Regions from separate parts of the Homo sapiens genome. Here region 2 is linked to region 1. The links are chromatin contacts, found by Hi-C or POLR2A ChIA-PET in ENCODE. All regions are on one chromosome and are shown on one strand. The core of a region is the stretch at or near the end of the contact, and the rest is flanking DNA. Distances in the headings are between cores, read along the strand shown.

Region 1 (3,550 bases), core at 432-2,931:
GCCTTGCTGGGGACTTGAGCCTCTCAGCCATTGGTGCTCTCTGGAGCTGCCCGCCCACCAGGGGCAATGGCCCTTGTTGGCCTCCAGGCCCCCTCCTTCCCTGGATGCTGTGCTGTTCTCCTCTTGGTCTTGTTTCATTGGCTGTGGCAGAAACTTTGGTCCCAACAAGGCCCAGGAAACAGACCCTAGCAAAGACCTGAGGCAACTGGGTGCCCCAGGACCACAGGAACTCATGTGTGCTGTGAGGGCTTTAAGAGCTTTGAAGTGGGGAGTCTCTGACGTGGATCAGGGCTATGGGTGCTGATGCTGTCAATAAGCCACACGCAAAGGTTGGGTCAATATGACTGCTTCTCAGACCCTCTTCGGAGGCAGACTCTCCCTCACCTGCCTGGCCAAATTCCCTCTGGGCAGAAGGACCCTAGGGAGCTTTTCCTGGCCCATGTGGCAGAGGCCCAGGCTCCCACTCAGACAATGACCCCTTGCTTTGCCCACTGAAAGAAGTCCCCAGAAGATGAGCTCTGTTACAAGCAGAACAGAAAAGAAACAGTGGGATTAGGGCTCCAAAAACCCTCCAGAACTATCAGAGAATTCTGGACAGTGGTCCCTGATGGCATCTGTGTTAGGGGCTGGGAACAAGAACCCCTCTCACAGGCACCTCTACAGGCGGGGTTAAGACTGTCAAATACTGGCCGAGGCCAAGGGAGACTCTGTCATGTCTGAGGCCATAGGCATGTTTTCTTCTGGACTTCAGCGAGAGGCAGAGCCCCCAGCCCCATGCAGTCACCTCAGCTCTGCCTGAGAAGAAGCGAGGGAAGCCCATTCCTCCCCATCAGTTGGCCTCTGGGGAGGCAAAGTCAAGTATGTGATGGTTCCTTACCTGTGCAGGGAAAATGGAACTTGGGAGTCAGCTGTCTGAAGGCATCACGCCTTGTATGACCCTTGCAAGCCCAAGCTACCTACCTGTTCCTGTACAGAAACCCTCCCTGGCCTCATCCTGTGGGTGGCAAACCCACATATTCAGTTATTGCTGTTTTCTTCCTTCCTTGGATACTTGTCTCCAATAAATATTTACAGTGGGACCCACAGATGAACCTTAGCCCCAAACATAAGATAGCTATGTCAAAAGGGGTCCTGGGACAGTGATACCCCAGGGGGGTCAGGCAAAAACAGAAGCAAGCCTCTTGGCCACCTCCTCCCTTAGCCTTCTGCGTAAAGATGGACTTGCAGGAGGAGAACACACCCTGCAACTACAGAACCTCATGGTACGGAACCACCAGGGGATCCTCGCCCACGGCCCTGGGTGGAATTGATGTTGGGAAGATAGATTAGTAGTGAGGCGCATCACCCCACTGTGACTCACCTTCTTCTGCCCCCACGCCTGTCCTTCAGACCATCTCCCTGCTGCGGCAGAGCCACTGAGTTCAGGGAGCAACTGTGGGCAGATGAAATTGGGCTGTGGTGGGTGTGGGAATCCCTGTGGACTTCCAAAAGCACTTCGGTTTCTGCCCTGCTTGGCGTGGTTCCAGAACCCAGGGTGGTGGCGAGGTGGGAGCTGGCAGAGCGCAGGGAAGAAGTTCCAGGATCAGAGCTCACCTTTCTGTTCTTCACCCTGATCTGTTCTTCCCTGATCAGTCCTCCCAGACTGCACTGGAGAGTGAGGCCTTTGCCTGTTCGGATTTGCTGCCTCGTGTGTTTCAAGCTGCCCACACTTCACAGGCTGCTTCGAAGCCCTCCCTACCCACCCCGTGAGAAACGCCCCTGGGGAGAGGCAGAGATGGGTCTTTTAGTCTTGCAGCCCTTGTTTGTTTAAAATGTCAGGCTGACTTCTTCTCAATCCCAGAAATATTTTACTGGCATGGCTTCAGCAAACATGACTCAAAGCCTAGAAGGACATGGCCAGATCTCACTGAGTGACCATTTAGTCCAACCTGAGGACTGATGTTAGGAGGAAAAATTCTTTCTCCAGGTCAAATTAGACTTCTGCAGATCAAATAGGATACCAAGAGAAGGAGGCACTTTGGCCAGGATGGGGAGGGGCTAAAGAGCAGGAAACAAGCTTGGGGCGAGCTGGAAATATGTGTAACACAGGCTTGTAGGAGCACAGGCTTCCAGTGGCAGGGAAATCTCCAATTGGGTGTGTAGTAAAGACTTAAACCTGTTAAAATAAATTGATTAGCCAAAGATCTCTGCTCAGTGCTCTTTAAACTCTAACATCTGTTCCCAGTAAATAATTCACATAGCAGATATTAACTAGGAGGCTTAAAAGGAGGAGATGGCAGCTTAAAACATGCACTGAGATGCCTCTTTGCCTAAGAAATGCACACCCAAACCCACACCCAGGTGTTAAGGAAAAAGTGCTGATGGTGCTGCTTCCTCCCTCTGTCCCTTGTTCCAGGCTGCACACCTGGTCCTACCCCTGTCCCTAGTAGGCTGGCATCTTCACAGCTCCTTCCTCCCACCCCAGGACAAGGGCCCCTGGAACACTGGCCCGCAGCCACAATAAGGGTGTCCATGGATTCCTAGGACTACAAGTGGTGGAAGGCAGCCCCTTCTCCAACCCTCCCTGTCACACATACACCCTCCCCTGCAGCAGGCAGACAGCTCTTGTTTGCTGAGGCTCTGCTGGAGTCCTCCTTACCTGTCCCTCACCAAGGGACAGATGCACCTCCGATAATGGGCAGAAGTTGGGTGTCAGTGATGGGAAGATTCTAGACCACTCCCTAGGAGATAGCCCCTTCTCTTCCCTTAAGCATCTCCCTCCCGACTTGGTTTTCTGGATATTCCAAGAATATCCTTTTCCTTGCCTCCTTTGCTCAGCAGTTTCCTGCGGAGTTCCAGTGTCTTCAGCAGATCACCATTGCTTTCAACTTTGGAAGGAGCAGGCCTTCTGGGGACACCCAAGACATTCCTGGGCAGAGTAGGTGGCTAGCTTCTCCAGGTAGGGCAGCCCAGCTCCTGTCTGCATGGAGTTGGAGCTGCCACCACCAGGCCTGGTCAGGGGCCCAGGGTAAAGCTAGTTCATACTGTCTTTTCTGGGTGAATAGTTCGAGCTCACTGAGACTACCTGGGAATTGAGAAGATGCACAGGAAAAGTACTTTATACCCTCGGATGTCTACTCTCTATCAAACATTGCAAGAGTTTTGTAAGGACAGGGTGGCCTGGCTCCACACTCACTGGCAGGTGCTGCCCTCAAGGGGCTGCTCCTCCTTTCAGGTAGAAGAGGGTTTCTCAGGTTCTGCTGGTGAACCAAGGTCGCTGAGTACCATCTTCATTGGCACTGTAGCCCGTTTGACCCAAGGCTAGAATCCAGCCCGGGCGGGGACAATGCTTTCTGGCTGGCACCCAAAGCAACAGGTGGGAGAGCTCTGGTGGGAGTCATGTGTCTGCCCAGGTGAAAAGATTCCAGAAATTACCCACACATCATTTTCTCCGTGAATTACCTGAGCATTAATTCCTGAAAGCTTTGATCTCCAAAAGGGCCTGGCTTGATTCTTTCAGAATCTCTCAGTGCTATGTTATTGCAATAGCCATTTTCCTTCTGATCAGAGG
Region 2 (3,550 bases), core at 704-3,203, 1.3 Mb after region 1:
TACTGGTCTGGGGGTTGGGTACCCCAGACTTAAAGTGTCCAGTTTGATGAGTTTCCATAAATGCATACCCTTGTGTAAACACCACTATGATCAAGATACAGAACATTGATAAGAATATTTTTGAGATCCCTGCCACTTCTTTCAAGGAGTCCTTCATTTGCTATAAGAAAAAGATACATAAGAAAGATAGTCAACTCTACAATGCAGGAAAGCATAAGTTTCAATAATTAGCACAGGCTATGAGGGCCAGGGTATGGAGGGGGCAGCCTCTTGGGAAGTACCTGGTCCTAATGCCAATATACTTGGGACAGGAAGCTCTCCATCACCCAGAGAGAGCCAAGGCAGAGGCAGGCCAGGCACCACAAGACCTGCTTCTCCCAAAATATTTCACTGGCCTGAAATGCCACCATGAGTCACCCCTTTGGTTTAAAACATTTGCTAGTCCCTCTGAAATAGCCATATTAAAATGTACATAAATGACCCACAAGACAACCTTTGAGGTGTGTGGCAATTTTACCTCCACTGACATGTGCAGGTAAAATTGGTTATTGGATTCTGCTACCTCAGGAGAGGAGAGGGCAGCTGCTGGACTCCTCTCATCTCCTCATTTTTTAAAAAACCCCGTGAGAGAGTGATTTCCTTCTTTTAGGATGTCTCAAATCACTACACGGAGGCAAGCCCCATTTGAAAGCTTGTAACATCCATCCTAACCCCAAAAGAAGGGGGATTTTGTGAGAAGAATGAGTTCAGCAGGGATGTGGGAGAGGCCCAGCACAGGGGTGGGGGGGAATACCCAAAGTCCATGGTCATCAGGGGCATTGGGGCACTGAAGGTTAGGACTACAGGTGTTTCCCCCTGGAAAAGAAAAGACTGCAGAGGTAGGAGATTGCTGCCCTCAAATATCTGAAGGGTGGTCGTGAGGAAAGAGGACTGGAATAGTTTGATGTGACCTAGTTGGGAGTAGGGTGGGGAAAGCCAGAAGGCAGCAGGTTTTAGCTCAACGTGGGGAAGAACTTTCTTATGGTCAGAGTTACAGGCAAGGGAATGGGTTGCCCCAGGAAGTGGTAAGATCCCTGTCATTAAAGGTATGTAAGCTGAACCCAGACACCCCTTAGCAAGAATTCAAGCTCTTAGGTCCCTTCCATCACTGAAATTCTCTAATTTGTTGGTAATCTCATGGGTAGCCCTTAAGAAGCCCCAAACCAACAAATATTAGTTGAGCAATTGCTTTGTACAAGGCAGGATGGGGCTTGGACGCCAAGGCACAAAAGCCATGGCCTCTGGCCTCTATTTAGCTGGGCAGGTGGTATAGGGGCAGGGTGTGTTTAGAATCACAGAAAGGATAGAAAACACATACTTTTACATTTCAGAAGGAGGAGATCCTGCCAAGCGCTACAGTAGTCCAGGGAGGCTCCCAGGAGGAGGCAAGATGGGGGAACAAGCCCTGGGAGAGTCTTCAGAATTCAGACAGGTAGAAAGAAAGCAGAGGGTCCCATGACGGGGGAGGTAGGAAATGATGAGGTGCCAAGCTGGCTGGAAGGATGGAACATGAGGGAATAAACAGAAGTATTGGAGAGTGAGCTGAGGAGGCTGAGAGAAGATGGAGAGGAAACAGCTCTGGGAGGACCAGGAGGGGCACGAGTCCACAGAGGACAGGCAAGGCCCAGAGTGTGGCCTGGGGCCAAGGCATCACTGGGGCGCCGAGGGTGTGTGGGGTGGATTTCTCTCCCACCCCCAAATGTGCTGCAGACCACCAGGCACAGCGCCCCAAGAATGCCTCTCACCCCCTTCCCTCAGCTCCGCCATGGCCTTCGTCCCCCTTAGGGCAGTGAGCGCTGGAGAAAGACAGGAAAACCCACAAAAATCTTCCAAATAAGACAAATATGTAGTGCAGACAAAGGCCGCTTTGGGTGGGATGAGGTTTCGGTTGCTCCCCAGTGGGGCGGACCCGTCAAAGTGGCTTGTGGCCACAGAAAAAATGCGTCATCTCCTGCTCTGGGTGGGGGCTCGTTGTCTCAGCTACCCCCAAAGAAAGCCCAGGCTGGGGGTTCCCATGGCCGGGGAATTGGGTCCTCCAAGTCACCCACATGGCCCTGCTCACCCTTCAGCAGGGCATCCAGGCCTTCTCGGGGAACTGGGAGACCCACTTTGGGGTGTTGGTGGGGCTGTTTTAAGCTGTCCCCTTGCTGCAGCTCCCGGCCTTCCTGGTGTGTGGTGAGTCCCAGGGCATGGCTGGGGTGGGCGGCGCCTGTGCAGCCCCTTAGAACCTCATGAGAGTGTGAAGGGCCGAGAGTCAAGTGGTGTTTGCAATGGAAAAGTCAGGTGCCGCCAGAAGCACCTCATTAGGGACAGGGGTATAGGGGGTGATGGGAGGAGGCGAGGGCAGGCGCTTTCCTCTGCCGCCTGTCTCCCCAATCCCCTCCCCACTCCTACACCCCTCCAGGCTCCCAGGCCCCTAGGGTTCATTCCATTTCTGCTCCAGTTCCATGCCTGTTAATGGCCATTGTTCTGTGGAGAAAGACAAAAATGTTTTCAGTTTAGAGGCATTGTTTTGGACTTTCTCTCTGTGGGCCACGGGCCTGGATGGGAGGCCTCTTGGCAGAGTGGCCCCAGGCAAGGAGAGGTTGGTTGCACTGGGAGGTGGGGGTAGGGTAATGGGGGAGGAGGGCTGGATGAGAGGCTGAGTGGAGTCCTCCGTCTGTGCTGGGTGTGCATAGGGACAGCCCCCAAGAGAGGTCAGTCCCCTCCTGTCTTTGGCCTCCTCCTGGCCTCCAGTCCCATCCCAGCTATTTTGGCCCAGGCATAATTTTCTCTTTAGGCTCCCTGACTTTGGATGGGTGAGCAACTTTCTCTCTGTGGGCCTCAATTTCCTCATCTGTAAAATGAGAGGCTTCGAAGACTCTTCCTTGTTCTATGCCTCTGGACTCAACAGCTCAGTCACATGAACAGCCCCTTCTTTGCTCCAAGACTCCAGTGGTCAGAACCGGCCTAGAATTCGGGCAGTGGCCACCTAGGCAGCAGGCTTTGAGTGGAAAAGTACCTGCCCCTGGCACCATAAATGTCTTTGACTTACTTTGTGGTCTGGAATTCAATCACTAGAGATTCACTCTTTGGGGGCCTGTTTCAAATGCCATTTTCAATAAGTGGGGAGATAATTGCTAATACCTTCCAACACTGACTGAGAATAATCCTTTGCTTATATATTACTCTTCACAATGTTGAAATCGTTTTCAGCTATATGATCTCATTTGAGGCTGCAACAACCCAGGGATTAGCTGACCATTGAAGGGTTAAGATCCCACAAGCTGTGACTCAAGATAAGAACTTGGAAGCAGGTGGCCTCCTTCTAGGAATTACCTGTATTTTAACAAAGGAATATCTTGAGGATAAAAATAATCACAAAGCAATCCCTCTGTAGGTGGCAGAAATTTCAAACCCTGGGACACCAGGCAGGCAAAGCTGTCTGGGGTGGCTTGGAATGAGGATGCTGTGCCCAGTGGGTGCGTGCTCATTCAGCCCAGAGCAAGGCTGAGCCTGTCTAGTGCCTGCC

The links. A loop is a pair of places that touch in the nucleus more often than their neighbours do. ChIA-PET counts read pairs that join two places held with the same protein, here RNA polymerase II (POLR2A).
Region 2: a loop to region 1 is called in a map of vagina, with 12 times the contacts of the local background. The contact joins the enhancer-like site here to the promoter of LINC01016 in region 1. A Hi-C loop is called at or near these places in 1 of 168 maps with a recorded cell type or tissue (vagina). POLR2A ChIA-PET finds 5 or more read pairs at or near these places in 1 of 52 experiments (activated CD8-positive, alpha-beta memory T cell).

The regions. Positions count from the first base shown.
Region 1 is chr6:33,895,226-33,898,775 of GRCh38, forward strand. LINC01016 (long intergenic non-protein coding RNA 1016) reads right to left here and starts at 1,682. Exons shown (of 3, transcript NR_038989.1): 1 at 1,594-1,682. The region is part of intron 1 of LOC105375026 (a long non-coding RNA gene); the gene reads left to right.
Region 2 is chr6:35,190,103-35,193,652 of GRCh38, forward strand. It overlaps LOC112267955 (a long non-coding RNA gene), which reads right to left. Exons shown (of 3, transcript XR_002956343.1): 3 at 2,406-2,508. Among named protein-coding and RNA genes, the nearest start is that of SCUBE3, 22 kb to the right of the region's middle. Within about 2 kb of position 1,954, at least 2 of the 41 ENCODE cell types and tissues checked have a DNase peak (open chromatin) inside an H3K27ac peak, as active enhancers do.